Regions from separate parts of the Homo sapiens genome. Here all the other regions are linked to region 1. A link is a contact called in ENCODE Hi-C or POLR2A ChIA-PET data. All regions are on one chromosome and are shown on one strand. Each heading gives the region's core, a stretch centred on a gene start or an enhancer-like site at or near the end of the contact. The rest is flanking DNA. Distances are from core to core; before and after follow the strand shown. Region 1 overlaps ACOXL (acyl-CoA oxidase like). Region 2 holds the start of BUB1 (BUB1 mitotic checkpoint serine/threonine kinase). Region 3 overlaps ACOXL (acyl-CoA oxidase like). Region 4 overlaps ACOXL (acyl-CoA oxidase like).

Region 1 (6,375 bases), core at 1,244-3,743:
TCCCTTCCTCTCTGTCTTCACCCTCCAGGTGACCAATCTCATCCCAGTGGGCCTTTCTGGTCTCCAGGGTTTCCGGTAATGCACAGGCTCAATGTCAGTAGAGGGTCTGACCTTTGTAACTTTGAGATAACATGGTGACATGGACTCTCCGTGGTGACCCAAGTAGAGCGGAGTCTCTGTAGGAAAAGGAAATCCTGTGGGTTTGTGAGCTGCATCAACCCAGTGGCTACGTTCAAAGGGTTAAGTTCTGTTTTCAGCTGTATCTACAGTGTTTGAAAAAACAACCGAACAAAACCCTATTTGCGAGATCCCACAGAAATGTGATTTCTTGTTAAACCAACATAAATTAAGACAGAAGTTACAGATCTTTCTAAAAACATCTAGAAAGCAAGCACACGGGCCGCAGCAGAAGCTTGGTCTGCTGTTGGTGATTCGGGGCTGTTGAAGAGTCAAGGGCAGCTTGCATCAAGACTAGAGACGCCCTGCTGCCTGCAGAGCAGAGGGCAGGCAGAAGATAGTCCATGAGGCGGAGGGTGGCAGAAGCTCCCAGGCAGCCAGCACGACCCTCTGCGTGCCGCCTCAAAGACGGCAGGAACTGTGAGACAGCCACACCCACTGCTGCTGGCTGTGCTGGAGAAGGAGGGTCCCTCGCAGCAAACAGGAAACTTTCCTGAGCATTCTGCTTTCATTCAGCTGTCACCTACTGGGCACCTCCTGAGGTTCTGTGATATGGGGGGCAACAGGGCCACCACCAGGCACAGCCCAGGGAGGTTGCAATAAGCCACCAGAGCATGGATGGGGAGTAGTAGAGAGACTTAAGCTCCGGCCTACCAGGCTCAGTTTCAATATCACTGATATAATTCATATTTTATTGATTTATCTTTTTCCTCTCTGTTTCCTCCACTAGACTGTCAGCTCCACAAAGGTGAGATTTTCATCAGTTTTGTTCACCATGGTATCCCTATAATGCCTAGAGCAGGGTTTGGCACCTAGGGGGCGCTCAAACAAACATTGCTGAAAGAATAAACAAATGGACCAAAAATACTTTTAGAATCATTTCATTGATTCCGACCCGTCTGTGCCAGTGTGTTAAATTCGTCGCCATGCCATCACATAGTGAGACCTGACCCCGAGCCGCCATTACTCTGTCCTGACTCCTGGCTGTAGAGGCCCCACGGTGCCTGCGGAGAAGCACTTGTCAGCCACGAGCCACAGAAGACAGGGGTCCTGGGCAAGCTGGAGTGACAAGCTGCACACAGTGTGATGCAATCTACCCCAGACGGGCTCCTGGAACAGGCCTGGCCCGTCTGCCCAGCCTGCTCCCTCCCTCCCAGAGGGACGGGCCTCAGCCTGGGCTGGAAGCACCCCAGCCTCTCTGACCCAGTCTGCTGACCCGGCCCCTGGGCATGGCACACCACAGGCACCTCGGGGGAGCTCCCTCTACCTGCACAGCCCAGAACCCTCCCTGGCACCGTGGCTGGCCCACCTCATTTCTCTGCCTGCCTCTCTCTGGGTGTGGGTATCCTGTGGTGCCCCTCCTCAAGAAAAAACCTGCCACGCTGGAGTTGCCTGGGTCTAGATTCCAAGATGGAGCATTACAAGATGGCTTTCAAGTTCTAGAAACACAGTTCTGGGGCCAAGGCACACTATCACAGAGGATGCGTCCAAGCCTTCTGACTTTGAGAGGGACATTTATAAAGTACCGTGCAGTCAGTGGAAAGAAGCTAGATATGATGATGTGTCCAGTCTCCTTGAAAGCAGAGGCATCCAGGCTCCCCACTTTTCTTTGAGGATTCCAGCTGGTGCTTTATAAAATACAGTAGAGTGGATTTACACAGACTCCAGGGCCCCAGAAGTGGTTCTACTGTTTCTTTCCTGCATGTCCTTGAGCCAGGGACTCACCTGCAGGTGAGTCTGTGTGCCTTAACCTCCTCATCCATTGTAGAGGTTACAAATGCCTTTCAACAGCTTCACTTAGGTGCCATAAGGGTGGAATTTACAATCCTCATTTGACAAATGAGGAACCCAAGGCTCACAGAGGTCAGGCGGCCTTCCCTGAATCCCACAGCACCAGGATCAGGCAGAGCTGGGCCCACTGCAGGATGCAATTCCACCTGGGTGCTAGAAAAGTAGCTTTCCCTTTGGAATGATAGGATCGAGGTGAGCAGCAAGGGGCTCCCAGAGGAGACGAGCCAGAAAAATGCAGCCAGAAAGCACACTTGTGCACCCAAACACCAGGACCACACACTCACAGCCCCAAGCCCACACCCATGTGCACAGCCTGAGCCTGTCTGCTGGGTCGGTGACTTCTGGGGCTCCACGCTCCACACCTCCCCATATCTACAAGGGTCTTGCATGTCAAAGGCGTAAAGAGGAGAGTCTTAGAATTGTGTGGCTTGCGGTGACACAGTGTTCAAAGCTGCATTCTTCTTTGTCCAAAAAATACACTTAATAAAGAAAGCAGAAGTGTGTGGTGACTCACAGAACCCTGAAATAATGCTCTCCACGGTCCTTCCCTCTTCAAGAGTCAAGAAAAATATTCTCAAAGGTGGCAGTTTCCACTTATGAGATTTACACATGAACGGCCATCCTTTGTCCCTGTGAAACAAAGTGTACATCCTGGCTTAGGTAGGCACGTGGGAAGTCGGCCTCACTCTAACTGTGCTGCGTCATTGGCCTGCGTGCAGACAAGGGACCGGCTCAGAGGCTGCCTTCAGGTTACGGAGCGGAGCCACGTGGCAAGCTAGTGTCAGTGCTTGGGTTTAGAGCTGCACCTGATCACAGCTTAAAATCCTGCCGGTGGCAGGACAAGGGAACAAGGTCAGTGAGAATCCCGCTCCCAGATAACACAGGAGAGAGAGACCTCGGCGACCTCCCAGTTCAGGGCTCTGGGGCCTGAAGCACGTGTTTCATAAAAGGCAGATTCCTGCCTCCCACCCCGAGGGATGCTGGTTCACGAGATCCGGGATGGAGCCCAAGAATCCTCCTGAAATTCAGAAAATGATGCGAATAATAAACCCAATCATTCTAAAACACAAGCAGCACAGCCCTCACGGCCTCCACCGTGAGCTCTGCTCTGCTCTAACTTGTTAAACCCTCGCAACACCCAGAGGAGGTGGGCACTGTCATGTGGTAGCACCATTATTACTATTTTAGCAACCACTCCCCTCCCCTGTGCTGAAGGAGGCCATCCAGAGTCATGTGCAGAAATGCTAATCTCGTCCTCTCTTGCCTTCTAATGAGGACAGTGATGGGTTTGCTCAAGGTCAGGCTGAATGGCAGAGGGGCTCTTGGGGCCTCTCAACTCCAATTTTTCTGCTCATTCCGCTTCCCAGGGACCTGCCTTTGTCTGCCTTGCTTCGCCCTCCAGCCTCTAGGCCCAGCTCTGACCGAGGGATGTCAGGTGTGGCTGGAAGGGAAACCAGGGGCTGGGGTGGGGGTGGGAGAGACGTATTTTGCAGTGAGCCTGAAACCACAGAACTAAACAATTTCTTGTCATGCTGATGCCAACCAACGTGGGGCACGCAAATGTCGTGCCCACTCTCCCTGCAGCGGGGCAGCCCCTCACCACCCCCCCAAAAGCATTCTGTTCGGTTCCGTTGTCCCCTGCTGCCTTGCAGAGCCCCCCAGGCTGCTGAGGGTGGGGGCTGGTCTCCCTTTTGCTGCCCTCTCTCCCAAGGCAAGCAGCGCCCACCTGCCCTCTGGGCATCCTCCCCGGCTCTTGCTCTGGGGTGGGTTTTCTGTTTTCCACCCAGCACAGTGCTCTGGGCCTCAGGTCTTGTACCCAGAGGGCCAGGACATGGATAGGGCCCTAGGGCTGGCCGATGCCACACGGTGGATGCCAAGACCACAGAGCTACCCTGTGCCTCATCCTCAGCCTCATACACTGGTGAGGGAAGGGCTGCATGACCTTCCTCAAGAACATCTCAAAACCTGGGGTGGCCCCATTGTTTTCTTGGAGAGCCTGTCTCCCTGTATATAAACCTGCCCTACTGGACAGACGTAGAAAACGCAATTGAACAGATACACTCTGGGAGGCCCGGGCCCCTCCTGGCCCCTCCCAACGGGGGCCCTTTTACCCTCTCCCATGGCAGGAGGCAGGGCAATTTGAGGGATGAGCAGGGAGGCTCACAGCCTCCCCTGGCTCTACTCCATCTGCTCTGAAGCTGAGCAGTGGGGACAGTGGTCAAGGAGGCACCTGGGGCAAATTGCAGCCCCCTTCCCACCCACCAGGTGCCCAAAAGAGAGACAGGAATAATTCCAGTACCTCTGCCACAGGGTTGCTGAGAGGCATACATAAGATAATACTTTAAAACTTGTAAGAGCAGGCTCAGCAAACATCCTGCTACCTGGGGCTCACGGCATCCTGTGGACCATCCCCCAACCGCCTGACACACTGCTTCCCTAGAGCTGAGGTTGAGTCCACACTGGGCCCCAGCTGGGGCCAGGCCTTCTGGCTGCCACCGAGCCTCCTCCCAGATCTCCCACTGGACTCCCAGGCATCAAACGATGGCGTGCCTGGGCGCCCAATCCACCAGCCCCCTGTTGCCCGAGGATCCTCCCATTAGCCACAGCCAGGGTTCTGGGAGAATGCCACCACCAGTGACCCATGGTGTGCACAACACAGTTTTATGACAAGAACTTCCCCAGTTTTGTCACCCTCTTCAGGGACAGGGCCGCCTGGGGTTTTTGTGTGACGGAGGAACCCAGCACATTTGCCTACAGTGTCAATGTGACTCATAAAACATTTGTTTTATGTTAAAACAAATGCAGGCAGAAAAAACAAAATAGAAATGCTACACAAGTTTTTACTACAAAATATATTTTGAGCATAACTGACAACCTAGTGCTGCTCCCGCAGCCCCGTGAGGTGTCACTCTCTTCTCTCCTTGGAGACATTTCACTGGAGTCAAGCCAGGAACAAGCCCTTCAGGAGGCTTAGGGGTTTGCTAACAAGCAGCCCCTCCCTCTAGACCCTATCCCCCAGCACTCACACACCAAAGGATTCCAAAATCCAGGTTAACAGAAACATTACAGTCAAGCATCACTCTTAAGAACTGAAACCTGGGCCTCCAACTAGACCTTAATGCAGAGGGCGGCCGGCCACGCCCTGCAGCCTCCTGGAGCTGGGTGCAGGTGGCCAGTGACACACAGCTCAGATGCACTCAAAGCCTGGCATGGCCTTGCTGGAAGTGACAGCTCTCCTCTGGGCATGAGAACCTGGGAGAGGCTACTCTCCCATCAACGTGACCTAAAGCCAGCAAGAATGGTCTCTGGCCAGTTTTGTGAAGGTTGGGAGACCCCCAGGAGACGGACACCTGGCCCATAAGGAGGCTCTCCTGGTTGGGCACCACCCTATATATACGCACTAGCCTCAGTCAGGCCCAGGTATTGCACCCGCTACAAACTGAAGGTGGTGAATTCAAGGGAGCCACAAATTTCTGGCACTCCAGCCATCTAGAGATGCCCTCTATGTCCCCTCCTCTTGAATCCTGACGGGCCTCAGGCTTGCTTTAACCAAAAGAAGGCAGAACAAATGATCCTACACCAGTTCCAGGCTTATCCTTCAGGGTGTCTGGCAGCTTCCATGTACTCCTTCTTGGCACCCAGGGACTACAGTGCCAGGAAGTCCAGCCTCAATGATGTGATGGTTTGAGGCCAGCAGAGAGGCCCTAAAGGACAAGAGGTCAACTCAGATGTTTCAGCCTCAGTTGAGCTCCCAGCTGCCATGCAGCTTGTGTGAACAACCCCTAATGACAACATTCCAAGTTTCTGGCATATATTTTGTGAGCAATGACAATCATTACAGTTGAATGCATTAAGTTTTGGAGTGGTTTGTTACGCAGAGGTGGATTACTGAAACACCAGGTCATGTGAAACAAACAGGAGGCAGAACAAGCCTGTGGGAGGAGTGAGTCTCAGAATGAGTGGGCAGGATGCAGGCAACCAAAGGAAGCGTCCCCTTGCTCCCAGGTCACTATGAGTGTTGGTCTCCAAACAGTGCCTGGAGCTGAGGTCAGGGGAGACGTCTCAGCGTGCTATGGCGCTCTCATCTCTGACCACAGGTTAAGTGGAGACTGCTGCTCCTGGTTCCCGGGGAGGCAGAGATGCTGCTTTTCTTGACTTTCATCTTACCACCAGTGATTTTGACCTTGAACTTGAACTTCACCTTAGTAGCAGTGATGTAAGACCCCTTTCATTCTTCCACACAGTTAACTGAAGATTCCTGTTGAGCCACATCCCCAACCAGTAAGATTACGGCAAGGATGTGATGAATGAAATCTGCAGTCCCCCGAGACGAATGGCATTAATACCTCTCTCAGTTTTAAGTGCTTCATTGTACAAGCTTCAGGGTATTTGTTTCTCCACTGGGCT
Region 2 (6,375 bases), core at 2,022-4,521, 200 kb after region 1:
GCATGTCTTTTTTCTTTTTTTGGGAGGGACTCCCTCTCTGTCGCTGGAGTGCAGTGGCACGATCTCAGCTCACTGTAACCTCTGCCTCCCTGGGTTCAAGCGATTCTCCTGCCTCAGCCTCCAGAATAGCTGGGATTACAGGCGCGCACCACCACACCCAGCTAATTTTTGTGTTTTTTAGTAGAGACAGGACCTGGCTAATTTTTGTATTTTTAGTAGAGACGGGGTTTCACTATGTTGGCCAGGCTGGCCTCCAACTCCTAGCCTCAGGTGATCTGTCCACCTCGGCCTCCCCAAGTGCTGGAATTACAGGCGTGAGCCACCGTGCCCAGCCTTATTTTTTTAGGTGTTTAACTCAAGAGGCCAAGGAAGCAGAAACATCCACCCAACCTCCTTCTAGCGTGAACAGCTCTTTATTCTGTATCGTCAAGTGGCTCTTGAAACACTTTTGAGATGTGGAGTAAAAAGTTATTAAAGACCAGGGGGCAGAGAAGACTAGGCTAACTCTTTCCCAGCTCACTCTTAAGAAACATCAGCGACAGAGGAGCCCCTGGAAGACAGCAACAAAGGCTCAGCTGAGGATGCTCCCCAGCATTCGAAGGCCACCTGGGCAGACCAGGAGAATGGAAGCTCTGAGGACAACAACTTTTCTGAAACCCAGAATGACAAAGACTCTGCAAGTGCCGGAGACGCTCCAGCTTCTGGAGCAGATATGGAAGAGCCCAAGTGTGCAGACGACCGTCAGCATATGCCAACAAGTCCTCTCCCGGCACCTGCGCAAAAAGCAATAGACACAAACCCTGAAGAGGCAGAAGAAATAAAACCTAGCGAGCTCAAGGAGGATTAGGATGCTGAAGAGCCTGACCTGATCTGTTGTGGCCTTTGTATTTCATGGTGGAAATCTCTAAGGGCAAGTGAAGGAGCCCTGAGAATATCCTCCAGGGAACAGACACCCTCTCCATAGCAGCCCCTGAGCCCACTGGGCTGAGCCCTCCATAGGCTGCTTTAATGAGGGAGGGGCTGAGGTGCCGGTCAGGCTACCACATGCAGGATTCCGAGGGCCATGCAGCGCGTTCTTGTCCGCAGTGCCACTTAAGCTCATTTGAGGGGATCCAGCCCTGCCCTCCATGTCCCCAGAAGACAACAGGGAGGGAGCTTCACCAGTTCAACATGAGCAGCCACCGGGGTTGATCATGAATCCCCGTTTCATGCCTCCTGGGAAAGGTGTGAGAAGGAGGGAGGCACCCCGAGGCTTCTTGCCACACAAGCAGCACCCGCAGCCCAGCATTGCACACCTGCGAGCACTCAGTAGGTCCTGGCATCAAGAAGGGGAAAGGCCAGGATCCAAGACCCGCTGGGATGTGCCCAGTCCCACGGACCCCCCAGCCTCCATGGAGCCCTCGGTGTCTGGGGTGGCCTCATGGCCCCGTTTCTCAAGATGAGGTTGGAGGCTTCTGTGTGTAGAGAGCACTGGCTTGGGCATCAGTGGTTCTGTGTCTGTGTCAGACACCAACAAGAAACCCTTGATATACATATTGTAGCAGGACGAGCCGCAGACAAAACTCCTGACACTGGATTAAAGAAGGAAGAAGTTTATTCGGCCGAGAGCGTTGGCAGACTCGCATCTTAAAAGCCGAGCTCCCCAAAAAAGAAATTCCTAGCCCTTTTAAGGGCTTACAACTTGAAGGGGGGGGTCCATGTGAAACGGTTGTGATAGATGGAGCAAGCGTGGGGAACGTGACTGGGGGCTACATGCATCGGCTAACAGAACAAAAAGTTTTACAGCGCTTTCTCATACAATGTCTGGAACTTACAGATAACACAAGTAGTTTTGGTCAGGGGTTAACATTATTATTATTATTTTAACCACCAAGGCCGGGTGGTGGCGCCAAGGTCGTCTAGCTATTTATCTTACTTCTGTTTCTTTCTAACTTTTTGCTGTCTCACTTTTCTCCTGTCTTATAAACTAGGGAAAAGGGGAGGTGGTGGAGAAGAAGCTGGGAGGGACAACAGGAGAAGTGGTGGTCTCATTCCATAGTATAAGCACATTTTTTCCAATAAGTCAACCTTAGCTTACTGTAACTTTTTCACTTTATAAACTTAGTATTTTAACTTTTCAAAAAACAAACAAACAAAAAACAAAAGAAACATCAGCCTATTACATATTTCCTCTTTAGACATCTGGACTCCTCTACAAAGAGGTGTCTATTTTTGATTTTATGGTGTCTAAGAACTTGGTCTCCCAGAGTGCCCTGTCCCCCAAAAGATGTTCAAAGCTGGCATTCTATAATCTACCCAAACTCTTCTGCTTTTGTGTTAATTACAGCTGGCTGCAGAGAGAGTCCAGTCCCGTGAGCCCCATCTTCCGCTTGAAGCTGTTTGACAGGTCCCCTGTGTGGCTCAGGGCCCAGCCTTTCAGATCAGTTCAATAAAACCCAGGGGTCTACTCCAAGGACACTAACCCATCACTTTCCAGTGCCTCGTATAATTACGCAGCCGACCCTAGAACGCCCTCCCCGCCTCCACGTCCCCTCTACATGAAGGCGCTAAGCCCAAAACTCCTCAGGTTTTTCCACAGGCCGTCGTCACTCCCTCTTTGCCACGGCGTTTGAGATTCTGGGCTAAGACTATTGGTTTCAGCATCTGGGATGTTTTCTCACAGCCGAGGACGCTGAATAGAAAACTGCCAGAAAGCGGGAGGGGTCCCCGGCAGCAGGTCCCGTTTTTTCTCCCCACCTGCCTCCCGGGTGCTGCGGCTTCCGCCACGACAGTCTCGACCCTGCACACGGATTTTTTTCCTCCGTTCCATGAACCAAACATAATGATTCTGGTTTACATATTTAAGCGAAGGGGAGAAGAAACGCGACTCTCAGGACCCAAGGGCTGAGGCAGGGTTTTTCTGTCTCAAAGACCTCCAGTTAAGACATTTTTCTCCTGCAAAGCCTTTCCTACAATGATGGCTTAATCGTGTAATTATGTAAACCAGTCACAACCTGGATAGCTAAAACAAAAAAACCAATTCCCTACGCCCGAGCCAAGCCTGCTCCCCCTCGCCGTGCCGCATCCCAAACACCCCGCGCTCGCTCAGCCAACGGCCAGGTTTCGGTTCAACCGAAAACCACGGGAAGTGGGAGGAGCTACTGGCTCAAGGGAGGGAGGTGGGACTTGACCTCCGAGCAACGGCCCCGGTGATTGGCCAACCTTCTGCCGCCGCCACCAATGGGCAGGCGCCCTGAAACGTTCGGCGAGCCGACTGCGGCTGCGCGGGGTATTCGAATCGGCGGCGGCTTCTAGTTTGCGGTTCAGGTTTGGCCGCTGCCGGCCAGCGTCCTCTGGCCATGGACACCCCGGAAAATGTCCTTCAGTAAGTGTCCGTCTGGTGGGGTGGGGAAGCCCAGGGGGCTGGGGCGCCTGGGGTTCGGGCCCGGCCCGCCCCAGACCTGCCTTCTTTTGCCCCCTTCGCCCCCTTCCTGGGTTTGGAATGTGTCCCACCCAGCAAGGCCGTGGGCTGCTTGAGAGCCGGGGAGGGCTCCGGCACCTTGGGTTCCGCTGAGGCCCGGCGCTTGTCCGCCCATCTGCGCCGCGGTGGCCGTTTGGAGCAATCTGGATAATTCGTTAGGCCCTCAGAGCTCTCGTTTATTCTTTGTAAGGAATCCCCTCCTGACAGTTCAACCTAACAAAAATCCTGAACCTTGTGTTTAGATTTTGTGATACGTTTTCAAAGTCACGTATTTAACAATTCGACTACAGTAGGGAACGAATTTAAAGTTGCTCTCCTATCCATAATCTCACTGCTATTTTTTAAAAGTCTTTGAATACAGGGTACTTTAAGAAAAAAAAATTGAAAAAAAATAGCTTTGCTCATTATTGAGTGATGTGTGCCAACCTGCTAACATCACTCACTTTTTACTTAAAGTTCCCACGCCTTTGTTTTATGACTTAGATGATTTACCCAGACTGTTACTTAAAGGCATTTAAAACAATTAAGTCATAGGTTCAGGAAGTAAAACTGGTCCGTTTTATCAGTTCTTTGCGATCAGAAGACCGAGATTGTTAAATGCAGTCAAAACAAAAATCCATTTGCTCTAAGACTTTTTCTGTAACCTTCAACCTAGCCAGCAAATTATTTTCTTTCAGAAGTCCCCCGCCCCTTTTTTAAAGGTAAAGCAGATATTCCTGGTCCTGTTTTGACTTACTAAAGATTAATGTGCTTTAATGAACTGGATGTTTTACTATTACAGTGCATTTAGGTCATTTTACTAGAGAAATGTGGTTGGTGTTAGAATATGAAATGTTTACCTTGGGCGAGCCTACTAGACATATTTTGGAAGAAAGGTTCTGAAATAGGGATTTGTCCCTCTGCTATAAGACATGAGAGACATTCAAACTTCAGAATTATTATTTTTTTTAGTTTTAAAAATAAGCAATGCGTTTATATGACTAAAAGAAGATTTAGAACAGTATTTACCGAGAACTCCTGTACCTGACTACTGTCCCACTCTGTCACATGTAACCGTTTTTCTAGTTTCTTTTTGGAAATATAAATATTTACATTATTATAATATATTAAATGTCTGCACGTTTGTATACATTTTTTGCCTTTACCACACATAAAATATAACAGTATATATATACGCTGCTCTTTTGCCTAACAATATCCCTGGAGATCTCTACCAATACATAAAGTTCTTTCTTATTCTTTTTTTACAGCTGTGTAATACTTCATGTACCCTAATTGATCTAAGCAGTCAACACAGGTTGTTGACAATCTGTTTCAAATAGTGGCACGGTGAAAAATCTTGTACATAACATTTTGCGGATACACATGTGTATGTGTCTTCTAGATCTGCAGAAGCGGTTTGTTGGATCAAAAGCAAATCAGTCCAGTTTTGGTAGATAATTCCCTTGGCAGGAATTGAGCACATGCCCACCTACAAGCAAGATGCGACAGAGAGCCTGTTTCTTATTGCTGCACCTACACAATCTTTTCACATGTTTTTTAGTTTTGCCAATCTGATGAGTGAAGAATTGTTTCTCAGCGAAGTGAATTTCTGTTATGAGAGACTGAACATTTTTCATGTTTGTGAGCCATGTATCTTTTTCTGTGAAATAATTTATTATGCCCTTTGCTCATTAAAAAAAAATAGGTTAATAGTTTTTTTCTCAGCTTCTAAAAGCTCATTGTTTTTCCAGTTTATCATTTCTCTTTTGACTATTTTGTGGTTTTTTTGTTTGTTTTGGTTATTTGCCATGGAGAAGTTTTTATTTATATATAGTTGTCTTTATTTAGCTTTTCTTTTGTGGCTTCTGGATTTTGAGTCATAAGAAACATTGATTTCATTCATATACCGAGGTGATAGCTAGAAGTAAATATTGCTTTTTAGGCAGGACATGGTGGCTCATGCCTGTAATTCTAACACTTTGGGAGACCAAGGTGAGAGAGTCACTTGAGGCCAGGAGTTCAAGACCAGCCTGCGAAATATAGTGATACCTCATCTCGGCAAAAAATAAAAAATTAGCCAGACATGGTGGCATGTGCCTGTAGCCTCAGCTACTCAGGAGGCTGAGGCAGGAGGATCTCTTGAACACAAGAGTTCGAGGTTACAGCGAGCCATGATTGCACTGTTGCACTCCAGCGTGGGCAACAGAGCAAGATTCCATCTCTAAAAAAATAAAAATAAAAATACATATTGCTTTTTACATCGTTTTTTCAAAAAAAAAAAAAATCTTATAGTGTCTCAGATAGAAAACCTCGGAGTCTTCCTGACTGGTTTCCCACTTCGATTCTCACCTCTACCTCCTTCACACAGAGGGACATTAAAATGCAAATTAGGTCTTGTCACCCCCACCTTTTCCTGCTCATCACACTTGAACCACACTGGCTTGCTTTCTGTTCTTGAAGTTCTCTCAGCCTTGACCATTTCCCCCTCAGATAGCTACGTGGCTGTCTGGCACTGATCACATGTCACCGCCTCTGAGAGGCAGGGCTTCCTTGACCAGCCTATCTAAAAATAGTAACTCATCACATTCTCACCCTTTCTCCTATTATATGTTATTTTGTTTGTTCTTCTGAGTACTTAATGTAACCTGACATTACTTTGCATGTTTCTTTTTGTTTAGCCCTTCTAGCTCTCCCCAAGGGGAATTTTGCTTTGCCTGGCTGCTTTTTTTCAGCTGTAGTTGAGTATATGGAAGTGGGGGATGCAGAGTTCTCTGGGAGCTCTGTGGCTGATTTCTGAGCACTGTTATCATCTGCTCTTCCTCAGGGACTTTGTTACTTTGAAGCAATGAAAACAAACTGTGTCTGGGAACTCTACTTTGTGGTACTCTGGGCTGCCTCACACCCGTTTACAATCCCTCTTTGACTCGTTCCAG
Region 3 (6,375 bases), core at 1,176-3,675, 180 kb before region 1:
GCTTTTTTCATTCAGTTTGATATTTTCTGGTTCTTGGTATTGTGAGTGATTTTTTGATTGAAAACTATGCATTTTGGTATTCTATGATGAAATTCTGGATCTTATTTAAACCTTGTCTTAGGTAACATCCTGTGATGCTGCACCATCAGGGGAGGGTGATACACTGCAACCTCTGTGACCACCAAGGTTGGGAGATGCTCCTCGTTGCTGCTGGGGTGGGGTGCTGGCTCCCACTAGGCCCCTGCTGATCCCACTCTGGTTGGGAAGGGTAGAGGTCCCTAATTTCTGCTCCCCAGATGGTCTCCACTGACGCTACCAGGGGGTGGCCTCATTACTATTGGAGCCAGTGGTTAAAGTCTTGACTCTCCCCATTTGGCCTTCTCTGACACCACCGCAGTGGGGAGGGGGCAGACTGACCTATTATTGCTGGGTAGAGGAAGAAGTCCAGGCTCCCCAGATGGTCTCCAGTGTCACTGTAGTGAGGCAGGAGGGGAAGGGAGGCCTCATTACTGCCAAGTGGAGATGAAAACCCCAGCTCCCTACTAGGCCTCCTCTGACAACCATAGTGGTGAGGTTGCATTGCCTCATTGTAGTCTCGTGAGTGTGGAGTCTGCACTCCCCACTGGGCCTTTCCTGGCATGGGTGAAGGTGGGACCACATATTTTTCTGTGCTGCCTGGCAGGAGGAGTCTTCTGTTTCCCCTACCCCTTCCCCTCTTCCTCCTCCTTCTTCTCTTTCTCCTACTCTTTCTTCTCCTCATTTTTTTCTCCTCCTCTCCTCCTTATCCTCCTCCTCATTTACCTCCTCTTCTTCTCCTCTTCTTCCTTTCTCTCTTCCTCTTCCTTCTCCTCCTCCTCCTTCTTCTACCCCTTCTTCTCTCTTTTTTTTTTTTCCTTTGTGTGCGTTAGCTTTTTCCAGGTTGCCAGCTTCTTCAGCTCTAACTCTGGAATGTATGAGGCACAAACAAAATTCAGGGAGTTCCTGCTGTGTCATTCTTTGGGTCTTGAGGTTCCTAGCTTGGTCTACTTTCTAGTTCTTACCTTTCAGAATCTTTTATGTTTGTTTTAAACGTAATGTCCAGTGTTTTTAGTTGGACTTAGCAGAAGGAATAGGGATGAGTATGTCTCCAGCATCTTCCTGGGAAAAATGTGCATTTTTGAAATATATATTGTATGGTTGGGTGTTATTTTTCATCCAATCTGAGAGCCTTCCACTTTTAATAGAAGGTTTGTCTCACTTATGTAATAAATCTTAATCCTGATATTGAATGTTATGTTTTGTGTACTTTCAAAATGTAACACATTAATCAATTATCAATAGGCTGTTATTAGCTGCCCTTTCCATCAGGCAAGGTTTTCAGGAACACACCAAGTTGCCTTGTTCCCATCCCAATTCCAGTTTTTTACTATTATTATTATTTTATAGAGACAGAGTCTTGCTGTATTGCCCAGGCTAGAGTACAGTGGTTCAATCATACCTTAATGTAACCTCAAATTTCTAGGTTCAGGTGATTCCCCAGCCTCAACCTCCTGAATAACTGGAACTACAGGCATGTACCACCTTGCCTGGCTAATTTACTTTTTAGAATTTTTTGTAGAGATCTATGTTGCCCAGGCTGGTCTTGAACTCCTGGCCTCAAGTGATCCTTCTTCCTCAGCCTCCCAAAGTGCTGGGATTATAGGCATGAGACACTGCCCTGGCTCATCCTGTCATTTTTACAGTTCTAGAAGAGATAAAGGTGGAAAGATTTTCCCAAAGATGAAAACATTCCATCAGGAGACCCAAGAAGAGGAAGTGATTGGTTGACTGGGGCCTTCATGGTGGCCATTTTTCTGACATTTCATCCAGAACTAATTCCCTCCCTCCTTTTTTTATCCTTCCCTTCCTTGCTTCTTGTGTACTGGGCATTTTCCTGGGTTCTGGGAGAGGAAGGGAGCAGATCAAACCAGTATTTTTCTTTTTCCCCATCTCAAAGTTTTTATCTATGGTGCTTTGTGGGTTTCTTTTTTTCCAATAGACTTTTGAACATTGTGAAATTAGCCAAAAAGAAAGCAGCTAAAATTTAGTAAGGGCAAGAGGAAGAGTTAAGCAGGTGCAGAGAGCAGAAATCTTCAAGTCTCTTAACGTTTCCAGTTTTTAATCAGGGTGCAAATGTGGTTGGTTGACGGCAGGGAGCTGCTTCAGTGTGACTGCTAGGCTTTGCTGCCTTCGTCAATCCATCCAGCGTGACTTCCCATATAACTTTAGTGTTTACATCCCCCTCACTGTGTGCTGAAAAGTCTGGGATCCCCCTAGACACCTGGTAATTCTGTTAATGTCTGCTAGTCTGGATCCATATCTCAGAAGCTCCCTGATGGAATTTCTCCGTGCTCTTGGCAAGTCACAAAAGAGATGTCTCCTGGGAACTTTAGCATCTTGATCTCTATTTAAATGGTGAAATGATAAGTCTTGGCCAGGCCCTGTTCTCTCCTCCCACTAACTTTAGTCTCCGAGAGCCAAATTTTGCTCTCAGTTTCCTATATATGACTTCTACCAAATCCTTCTAATTTTCTTTTGTCTCTAGTGATTTCCTCTCCTGCTGTCCTGTCTTCTAAAGCAGTCTGAAATGAAATCTGCCCCCAGAGCTGTGCACAGAGGAAATGGAGAACAGATCATTCAAGAAGGAACACCCCACCCGCAAGCCGTGCTAGACTCGCATGGGTAGGCATCCCCAAAGCGTTGCACCCTCCACGCCTGGGCGGCTCGCTGCTTTTCTGAACACCAGGATTTGTACTTCCTAGCTGGTTCTCCATTTAGATACTTATTTAGATGCTTGACAATGAAGTATCAAGGAGCAGAGCAGGTGTAATGTCCTCATATACTGCTGCCATCTGTGCGCTCATATGCTCCTCTTAGGCAGTCGGGCACATGTAGAGCTTGCTTCTGATGGCATTTGGATTGGAAAGACATTGGCCCATTTCTCCTTATAGCAGAACTTTGTGGAGGAGCTAGGCGAAGTGTAAATGCACAGACAGCAGAGCAGATCTGTTTGTGGCAAGAGAGGGAACCCCTCTGCCTTCCCCCTCCTAATCCCCTACCACCCCTCTCCCTCTCTACTCCTGGCCCCTGGCCTGGACACCATGCTTTCAGAATAATTCTAGAGCAACTATTAGCTGTTGATGGCTTCTGCTGCATTCCCTCCCAGAGACACCTAACTTTGACATTAACTACTGGAAGGCCCGTAAAGTCTTCCGAGCCAAGGAAGGAATATTGAATGCTATAATTTCAAGACAGCTATAGGTCAGCTGGGGAAATGTGCACAGCAAGAATGGAAGTTTCTGGATACCCCTCCCCTGGGAAGGCAGCTGTCTGGGGCCCCTATTTTGGCAGTCAGCTCTCAAGGCATGCATCAGTGCACCTGAAACACTCTATAAATGGAAAAGTCAGAACACAACGTGTCACATCGACACCACCAGCATGCACAGTGGAACCCACACAGTTGGTTAAATTTAAATTCCTGCAGAGACATGGGGACTTAGCTCAAATATCACCTCCTCAGGGGAGTCTTCCCTAAACCCAGGTTGAGTTGAGTGCCCAACTGAGTGCTCCACTAGCTTCCCAAATTCCTTTGCTCTCGGCACTTAGCCCACTCCAAGGTGCTGAAGTGTCTGTCTCACCTATTTGTCAAGGAGCTACCTGAGGGTGAGGGCCACATTTTATGGATATTTGTGCCCTCAGTGCCTAGCACAGTGCTGGACACATAGTAGGCACTCAAAAATGTTTCCGAAGAGGGACCATGCCAGCTGCGTCCAGAAAGCCACCAAAATGACCCTTTTGCTGACTTACTATGGAGCCTGGCATACTACCATGAAATTTTTTTTTTTTTTTTTTTTGGAGACAGAGTCTTGCTCTGTCACCCAGGCTGAAGTGCAGTGGTGCGATCTCGGCTCACTGCAACCTCCGCCTCCTGGGTTAAAGCGATTCTCCTGCCTCAGCCTCCTGAGTAGCTGGGACTACAGGCATGTGCCACCACACCCGGCTAATTTTTTGTATTTTTAGTAGAGATGGGGTTTCACCGTGTTAGCCAGGATGGTCTCTATCTCCTGACCTCATGATCCACCCACCTCAGCCTCCCAAAGTGCTGGGATTACAGGCGTGAGCCACCATGCCTGGCCTAAATATATATATATTTTTTTGAGTTAAAAAGTTAGCCCTATGCCTCAAAGATCCCTTTCCAAAACTGAAGCTCATTAGGAGGGATAATTGTTACCAATAATTTGGGGGGTTGGTTTGAGCTGAGCTTTGCAGAATACTTGACATAGGCTTGGCACTTGCAGGGGACCTCTAGGAGTGAAGAGAGTGAAGTATCCCGGGCTTCAATGGCATAGGAATGAGAGAAAACCATTTGTTGCTAGAAGTGTAGGTCTGAAACCTGATTTCTATGTCACCAGTAGTTCTTCTCCCAACTTTTTTTTTTTTTTAAAGTTGGGGTCTTGCTGTGTCACACAGGCTGGAGGGCAGTGGCATAAACATAGCTCACTGCCACCTCGAACTCCTGAGCTCAAACAATGCTCCTGCCTTAGCCTCCAAATCTTTTCCCTTATTAAATATAAAAACATTAGAATATACTCTTCAAGTGAGCCAGGTACTAGAAAAACACTACCTGACACACAATAGGGACTCAGTAAACATTTGTTGAACAACTTATTTTAGGAACACTGCCAGCCACACTCTTACTTCTTTCTGTGTGGCTCTAGCTTACGAGGATAAGAGAAGGTGGAGGGAAAGCTAGAAGGGGCCAGGGCTGGATTCCAAACCACAGCCCACCCACAACTCTTTATCTGCCACTCTTTATTACCTGTGTTATGGGAACTCTGCCACTCTTTATCAGCTGTGTTATGGGAATTCAGAACAAGGACTGACACTACTGATCCTGGACTGGGTTTGGAAATGCAGTCATACCCCAGAAAAGAATCCCCTTTTTTCCATGTGGAGGCCCAATCCCATTCCCAGCCCCAGATGACTGAATGGTGATGTGGGTACATGTGATGCATTCACAGGGTGTGTGGCCACAACGGGCAGCCCCTGAGTGCCTCCACTTGAGAGGCAGAGGGAAGCCCTTGCTGGTCGGAGCTTAGGACTCTCTCAATGGCATGGGGCCAAGATGAGGTCCTTGGGCATGGCAAGAGCCACCTGCAGAAGGAAGGACATCATGGTTTGCACTGTGCATGATGGAAGGTGTGTGTAGTTAATTATTGGCTGCTAGGTTTGGTGCTTAAACTAGCTACCACCTACACAGGTTGAGAAAAGGAAGAAAAAGCAGTTAGAATGCAGGAAAGAGGGAAAAACCCCACCTCACCCACTTGACAGGCTCAAACTGCTGCTGCTAGCCGCCTGTGAGGTGGGGACAGTCCCCTGCAAATGCCCTGCTTAGACACTTGGGTTGCCGTGGCGAGCACCTTACGAGAACCAAAGGCGTGAAGGCCTTCTCTGAGCACAAAGGCAGACAAAGGCACCTGCCTGGTCCTGCAGGACCAGTCCCCATGCTGGATACTGAATGGCTCAATTACTATGCCTTGGACCAAGGTTGGGGGTGGGTGAGGAGGAGAACTTTGGAAGAAGTGAAGCAGAAAGAATCTTTATGACAATGACAATTTAAGAAACATTAGACAACCAGCTTGCTGAGGTGCTTCTAAACCTTCTGTGGGGAGGTGAAGCAGTGGAGCAGTCATGTGGAAAATTCCCTTTCTCCTCCATGCACAGTCATTCCCAAGCTGAGGGAAAGGCATTGTTTTTCTTGTGAAAACCCTCATTCTGGACAGGATTCCATCAGGCTAGGGGAAAATGCCTTCGCCTGGGAAGAAGTTGTATTCAGTAAGCATGGAGGACTGAAGGGTTGAGTCATGTCGATCTCTTGGAGATTTTTGGTTGCCAGGAGGATTCAAATGTGTCTGACTTCTTAAAATGTAATTAGACAGAGAAAGGGTTGCATCTGGCCAGACCATGGTGGCAGGGGACGTGGAGGGAGGCCTGGCGTCCCTCCTTCCACACGCTCCCAGGCGTCTCTGTGCATTTGGGGGCAGCATTCATACTTGGCTGGTAAGAAATCCTAAGGAAGCTTCCAGCAGCATTCAGCCCCCACACCTCCCATCAGTGGAGCCTTCCTGGGGAGCTGTCTCTGCAGGCTTGCTCAACCTGGGCTGCAGCTCTTGGCAGCTGTACCCACCGACCCTGATGGGCCCCTGCATGTCCCACTGGGTAGACAGCAGCTATGAATACTGTTCTACATGTCTGCTTAGATCAAGGTATCATCTGTTGCACCACCAGCAGCCTGCCCACCTCAGCCAGCCCTCCACCTAGAACAAGAGGGAGCATGGTTGCTGCTGGTGCGTGACA
Region 4 (6,375 bases), core at 2,684-5,183, 160 kb before region 1:
TAATATAGTGCTCAGGCTCAGGACCTGGATGTTACGAGGCCCTGCAGTCCTCTCTGCCACGCGCCTGTCTCGGCATCTGCATGTGTGGCCCCAGGTCATGCATGCGCCACACGTCCAAGCTGAGTTGGACCCAGTTCTCTCCTCTCCACCTTGGTGCCCAGAAGAAGCCCTTGGCTTTTCCTCATAGCTCACCCTCCACCTGGAGGCCCTCCAGGCCCCTTTGCCCTCGCACCTCCAGAACCCACCCCTCCACGCAGGCCTGCTGCTGTTGCTCCTCAGTTCCTGTCCTCAGAGCTGTTCACCTCCACACCTGAAGAAATCTTCCCAAAGCTTTTTCCAAGACTCCCCACTGACAGTGGGAGTTGACAATGACAGCTACGGGCCTTGGCACTCAGGCCCTGTGGGACCCTGCTGTTCACCCTCACATTGGCCCTACACCCCGACCACACCAAGCCACAAGCACTTTCCCAAGTCATCCACGCACTTCATGCCTCCCTCCTGGTTCTTCCATCTGCTCGGAATGTCCTTTCCACCTTCCAGATAGCTAAATTCTACCTGCCCTTCAAAAGGCAAAGTCTCAAATGCTGCTTGCCTCACTGGAACTTCGTGGGGAGCCGCGTGGACCCTGCACCCCCTGCCCAGCTTGTGTCTCTTCCGTGTTCTCTCAGGGCTCCTAGTCTATGGGGGCTCTCATCTCAGTTCTCACCAGTGCTCCTTGGGAGCAGGGGCTGTTTCATACTGGACCTTTTATTCCTGGAGTGTAACACAGTCCTTGGCACAAGGCAGGACTTCAACAAATATGGGGCGAGAAGGGTGGATAAGGGAATGAGGAAGGGTGCTCCACATCAGGATTGTTTCCGAAGGATAACTGAGTAGATGTCAGATTCAGGAGGGGCAGCTCCATAGTTACAAGGTTTATTTTTCATGCAGCAGTAGGAGGCTGAGAGATGGAGCAAGCCGCAGCTTCTCAGGACCTTCTGCTGTATTGGTCCTATGGTCTGAGGCAATATTGTGATTCTATTCCATAGGACCAACATGGTCTGTGTGATTCTTGCAAGAAGAAAGAACAGAGCAAACTGAGCTCAGCTGCTCACAGCTGCCACAGGTCCTGAGCAGCTGCGACCTTAGGCACCTCTGGTGTTAGGGCAGAACCTGGGTGTCTCCTTAAAATAGCACAATTGCTAGAAAAACTCAACTGCATGCCCATGGCCTGGAATGGGTTTGCATAAAATTTATTTTGTCTTAAACTGCTCAGGATCGAAGAATGATAAAATATGCACAAGGCAAGGAACTCTGATATCCACTGCACCAAGAGGCTGGTTTACATACTGAGAAACAGCTGTTCTGAACATTTTTGAAAGCCATTTTTTTCTGCTGTGTTATGTTTTCCAGACTAACCTACTTGCATGATTCGTGCACTTTAATCTTCTAGCTCACAGAAAGAACTGGTTAGAAGCCAGCTCTACTGCAAAGTCCTTTGTTGCTGCACTCCTGGACACAGAAGAATTTTCACCCATAGTTATAAAAATCTACGAGAATTATCTTATTTTCCAGGTGGCCAATGAAGGGAGAACTTCTGAGTGATTTTCAGGGGCAAAAAAGAATCACAAGAGATAGGGGCCAGCAATCTCTACTTACACTAATGTTATATAAAAATTCAAAAGTATTCAATATCTGCTTTGATAAGCCAGAGCTGAGATTCTACGTGTCAGTAGACAAAGGTGAAATACTGGTGAAAACCTCACTTTTAATTACCTTGTTAACATATTCCCCCTCTAACATTCTGTGCCACTTTAAGTAGATATCAAAACTTGTTAAACGATTGTATCTCAGAGGATAAACGCTGCCTTTTTTTTTTTCTTTTTGGTTCTCATGTTTCGAGTAAAAGCCATCATTTTCAAGTTAATAGAGCATTATGTTTTCTCTGCAAATAAAATCTCATAAGTCATAAGCAAAGAGAGAGGTAAATTCATAAAGAGGAGACAAAGCACTATTTTTCCTCCTGGCACTTGTGATCTCTGATAGGTTAAAAATGATGTTTTTATCTCTGGTGATTTATCAAACTTGAGATTTCACAAAAGATAAACAGATGCATTGAAGAAATAATACATCATCTTAATGCTTCATTTTGACACTTTTGGTTTCTAAAAAGCATGTATCTTAAAGATCTCCCCTCCAAAAACTCAATAGTTTCCATGATTTACACATTTAATTCTTGTTTTTAAGACACACTGAAATGAGAACATGCCAGGAGGCACCTTTAAAGAAGATGGCCACATTTGAAACATACAGATTATTTATAGAAGAAAAACTCAAAGAGCTGAAAGAAAATCTGGTTGTCAACAGACAGTTGCTTTTTCTATGTTTTTTTTCTATAGTTCATTTTGGTTTTTGTGTGGGTGGCTCATGTGAGCTCAAAGGTTATTTGCTAAATGTTTTGTGAGATTAGAACATGTCCTTTAAAACCTAAATTTAAATGTATGTTTACTGCAAACATATTTAACTTTACAATATGTGGTATGGAATAATATTTTTAAATACAAAATTATATCTAGAGTGTGTATGATAAATCAAGAGTTCCTATACTTTTATTTTTATTCACCGTTTGGAAGGTCTTATTCTCCATCCTGTTCCCAGTGGAAAACTCACAAATACAGTATACTTGGTGCAAATAATTTCTTTTTTTACTTTTGGTGTTACTTTTGCCCATCAATTTTGGTACTAATGTAACCATATTTTGAAACTACTTAGATATTAGAAGTTAAATGAACAGGGGCTGTAGACCAGATCTCTGCAGTCCATCATACAATGTACAATTTTTTGATCACAGAGTGGGAAACAAAGGAGCGAAAACACATTTAAAAAGTGGGAAACACATTTAAAAAGTGGGAAGGGCTTATTTTATTTTTTATTTTATTTTGCTTCTTTAGAAATGCTGAGCTCCCAGATTCAGCTCCAACGAGCACTGGGAGCCCTGCAACATGGGCAGATGGTAGCAGCCTGCTGGGATTTGAGTCTTCCTTCTGCCTCTTTTAACTGTGTGACCTTAGACAACTCATTAACCTCTCTGTGCCTCGGTTTCCTCAGATGAAAGTTGAGAAGGCAGTGGTTCCTTCCTCACTGCCTAGTGGGGGATTAGAGTTGCTCTGTCCCTAATATTTTGCACAGGGCCTGATAGGCTGAGCCCTCACTGAATGTTGGCTCCCTTTGCTCCATACGGTCCTAGGGCTTCCACCCATGTTATTTCATTTAATCCTCACAGAAACTCTGTGAAATAGAAAAAAACAAGAAGCATTGTTCGGAGGCAAATCCAGTAAGAGTAGTAGGAAGCAGTACGTGCTAACTTTACCATAAATAAATGCACAAAGAAAGACTTTCAAAAACTCAAGAACACCAGAACCCCCATTCTCTGGGATTCATCTGTGGGAAAGAAACCTCTTAAAGAGTGCGGTGGATGGGGTTGAGGAGCTCCACTGTCTGTCTGGGGAAAGCTGTAGGGTTAACTGGCCCCGGGGCAAAGTCATAACGCCACAGCTTATTAGCGTGTGACCCCAAGCAGTTGTTCACCCCTCTGAGCCTCAGTTTCCTCAGTGGGCTTTGCAAGGTTGTTGTGGAGATTAAACAAATTACAAGGGCCAAGCATTTAGCGAGTCTTTGGCAAAGAGAATATTTTCTATAGATGGAGATGGCTGTGATGGCTGTGATTATTACACAGATGGCTGTGTGTTGGCCATTAGACTGGGCTCAAAGGGTGGCATTTCATTAGCATCTAGGTCAAGTACAGCCACTAACTTCTGTTCTTGAGAGTCCTCCATAAAACACACATCATTCGGGTGTCAGACTTTGCTTTTGCCTTTCTTCCCCCTCTCCCCAGGGCAACAGAGTCTTCAGGTCACTGGTGATAAAAAACCACCTCAGAATTTCTCACTTCCTTCAAAGGAGAGTGAGTCAGTGAAGTCTCTAAAGACAGCTTTCTTCAGGGACAAGCTCCCAAGTTCAGGGGTGTGACAGCACTTCTTCAGAAAACAGCATTTGGGGTCTTCTTAGGGCCCAGCTGACCCAAACCTGAAGTTCAACTACATGGCTTGGGGAGATGGAGAAGCTTGGGGAGGGAACCCCAGCATGAAGACCGACGGGCACAACCTGCAGGATGTCAGAGGAGAGCTTTTCACAGAGCTACTAGCATGTTGGGCAGTCTGTGTTCTTAAACCTTCTCTTCCCATGTCTCTTGGCCAATGTGCCATGAAATTAAAATCCACTTTGGCAAAGTGGCATGCTCTGCCAGATTTTTACATACTACGATGCTTCCATCCAGTCAAATTTCCTTCTCATCTTTTTTGTCTAAGAGCCCTCCTTGATGTGAGCACAAGGGACCTCCATGCTCCTACTTCTGCTGGTCTCCATTTCACCAGGCGCCTCCCTCCGACTTCCAATTGGCCACAAGCTTCGTCGCTCTCTCTCAAAGCAATTTTGTGTGTGAGTATAGTCAGAAGGTGAGTTCTCACTTTCGTGTCCCTCCATATTCTGCCAGCTCCTGGATTTCCAGACCTCAAGCATCAGAGACCCAGTGTCCCTGGACTCCCTCGACTCCCCAGGCTGCTCCCAGCCATCACACACTCTCTGAAATGGTGACCCTCAACTCCCAGGTTCACCTTTTTCCCAAAGGCACTGCTCATAGGCCTAGGATTTGGCCGTGTGACTGAAGTAGAGAAAACAAAGCCAGGGGACATTCCTTCTCTTCCCCAATGTTGGGACCTCCAAGATGCTGGGTCTACTGGGATTTGGCAGTGAATTCCATCTGCCTATTCTTGGTGCAACAGACCTTCTCACTGGTTTCCACTGCCCACACATTTAACGGGTGCTAGACAAAGACAGGGGCCAGAAGCAGGGGCAGTGGCACCCAGGGCTCCTTCCCTCCCTACCTCCCTCCCTTCCTCCCTCCCTCAGGCCACTTGTGTGGGGCCACATGAGACTTCTCTAAAGTTAGACACACCAGCAGATGGGTACTGGGGGAGAGGAAGGCACACAGGTGTCACAGCCAACTAGCACCTCTGGTCCTCCCACTCTTCCCCTCCCCTCCAGGCCTCCACCTCCAGTAGTAACAGAAAAACACTGCAGAAACCCAACAGTCAAAGAATGAGAAGTGTTGTCTTACAACTTCTGGTTCTACCCCAAGTCGGGTTTGTCCTTCATGATCTTGGATTTAGTTGAGTGAAAAGGGGAAAGTACCTAGATTCACACAGGACTACTGGCTGATGTTGTGGCATTTTGTTTATCTGAGCTTGCATAATGTAATGCACATTTGAGGAGGCGGTAGGGATATTCCCGTAATTTCCTAGAGGATGAATGTCAAAGCTAAAGCTAAACCAAGGTGAATGTAGTTTATATAAAGAATAGCCCCACTAACAACTGAGAGGAAAATGCTGATCCCGGGAAGAATACTGCAACAAGCACTAATGGATAACATACAGAAATAATGCTTTAATAATGCATGCGATCATGTTTTTATTAACAAAGAAAGTCTTGTTTCAAAACAAATACATCCTTGAGAGGAGTCTGAAATTAATCCCCAATAGGCAGAAATCCACATTATTATATATTCTAATTATAATTACAACCTGCTCTTAATATGAACATTCTAAATTATTAGTCACTTTATTAAGAACCAGAAAGAGGACTTCCTGCTGCATAATGAGAAGTACTCACAAGCTTCGAGAATGAGAAAAGCAAGAGACAATTCTGCACAGAGCTGGAAAGTAGTGGATGTAATTTATTTAATAAAAGTGCCTCCTTTCTCCTTTTTTGTTTAGGAATTGGTACACCCTTAGGGGTTCAGACAGCACCAAGGCTTCAGAGCTGCACTTTCTAGGGCAAGACAAAAATGTGTATCACAGAAAAATAACGATTTATCATTGTAACAGTTACATCCCACTACGGAAACCACCAGAGACTGCTTAACATTTTTATTTCAAACACGGTTTTCCCTAGTTTTCAGGTGACAAACGGAGACAGATGCCAGAAGGTGTTTTTCCATTTGTTCCTAATAAAAATGGCTAAATTCTGAGTTCATTGTCATCTGGGGTGACATTAAGACTGTGCTTTAGGCCGGGGACGGTGGCTCACGCCTGTAATCCCAGCACTTTGGGAGGCCGAGGTGGGCAGATCACGAGGTCAGGAGATTGAGACCACCCTGGCAAACACAGTGAAACCCCGTCTCTACTAAAATACAAAAAATTAGCTGGGTGTGGTGGCGGGCACCTGTAGTCCCCAGAGTAGTGAGCAGAGATCATGCCACTACACTCCAGCCTGGGCGACAGAGCGAGACTCCGTCAAAAAAAAAAAAAAAGACTGTGCTTTAACAGACTGATCCTTCTC

What was found. A loop is a pair of places that touch in the nucleus more often than their neighbours do. ChIA-PET counts read pairs that join two places held with the same protein, here RNA polymerase II (POLR2A). Pooled maps may share reads with other maps.
Region 2: a loop to region 1 is called in a pooled map, with 4 times the contacts of the local background. The contact joins the promoter of BUB1 here to the enhancer-like site in region 1. A Hi-C loop is called at or near these places in 7 of 37 single-sample maps with no recorded cell type and 4 of 50 pooled maps. POLR2A ChIA-PET finds 5 or more read pairs at or near these places in 1 of 52 experiments (activated CD4-positive, alpha-beta T cell).
Region 3: a map with no recorded cell type shows a loop between it and region 1 (2.9-fold over the local background). The contact joins two enhancer-like sites. A Hi-C loop is called at or near these places in 1 of 168 maps with a recorded cell type or tissue (heart right ventricle), 14 of 37 single-sample maps with no recorded cell type and 12 of 50 pooled maps. POLR2A ChIA-PET finds 5 or more read pairs at or near these places in 1 of 52 experiments (H1).
Region 4: a loop to region 1 is called in a map with no recorded cell type, with 4 times the contacts of the local background. The contact joins two enhancer-like sites. A Hi-C loop is called at or near these places in 1 of 168 maps with a recorded cell type or tissue (heart right ventricle), 11 of 37 single-sample maps with no recorded cell type and 6 of 50 pooled maps. POLR2A ChIA-PET finds 5 or more read pairs at or near these places in 1 of 52 experiments (H1).

What each region holds. Positions count from the first base shown.
Region 1 is chr2:110,871,414-110,877,788 of GRCh38, reverse strand. All of the region lies in intron 10 of ACOXL (acyl-CoA oxidase like), which reads right to left. Among named protein-coding and RNA genes, the nearest start is that of ACOXL, 140 kb to the right of the region's middle. RefSeq lists enhancers at 84-948, 2,513-2,562, 3,115-3,738. Within about 2 kb of position 2,493, at least 3 of the 41 ENCODE cell types and tissues checked have a DNase peak (open chromatin) inside an H3K27ac peak, as active enhancers do.
Region 2 is chr2:110,674,959-110,681,333 of GRCh38, reverse strand. It overlaps BUB1 (BUB1 mitotic checkpoint serine/threonine kinase), which reads left to right and starts at 3,271. Exons shown (of 25, transcript NM_004336.5): 1 at 3,271-3,364. The coding sequence starts at 3,339. LOC105373554 (a long non-coding RNA gene) reads right to left here and starts at 3,122. Exons shown (of 2, transcript XR_923189.4): 1 at 2,737-3,122. RefSeq lists enhancers at 2,252-2,341, 2,602-2,661, 2,174-3,094, 3,095-4,015, 6,087-6,306 and a silencer at 3,172-3,571.
Region 3 is chr2:111,054,286-111,060,660 of GRCh38, reverse strand. All of the region lies in intron 16 of ACOXL (acyl-CoA oxidase like), which reads right to left. Among named protein-coding and RNA genes, the nearest start is that of ACOXL-AS1, 58 kb to the left of the region's middle. RefSeq lists an enhancer at 3,167-3,366. Within about 2 kb of position 2,425, at least 2 of the 41 ENCODE cell types and tissues checked have a DNase peak (open chromatin) inside an H3K27ac peak, as active enhancers do.
Region 4 is chr2:111,034,894-111,041,268 of GRCh38, reverse strand. The region is part of intron 15 of ACOXL (acyl-CoA oxidase like); the gene reads right to left. LOC124907866 (a long non-coding RNA gene) reads left to right here. Exons shown (of 2, transcript XR_007087182.1): 2 at 4,347-6,064. Among named protein-coding and RNA genes, the nearest start is that of ACOXL-AS1, 78 kb to the left of the region's middle. RefSeq lists an enhancer at 3,759-3,988. Within about 2 kb of position 3,933, at least 2 of the 41 ENCODE cell types and tissues checked have a DNase peak (open chromatin) inside an H3K27ac peak, as active enhancers do.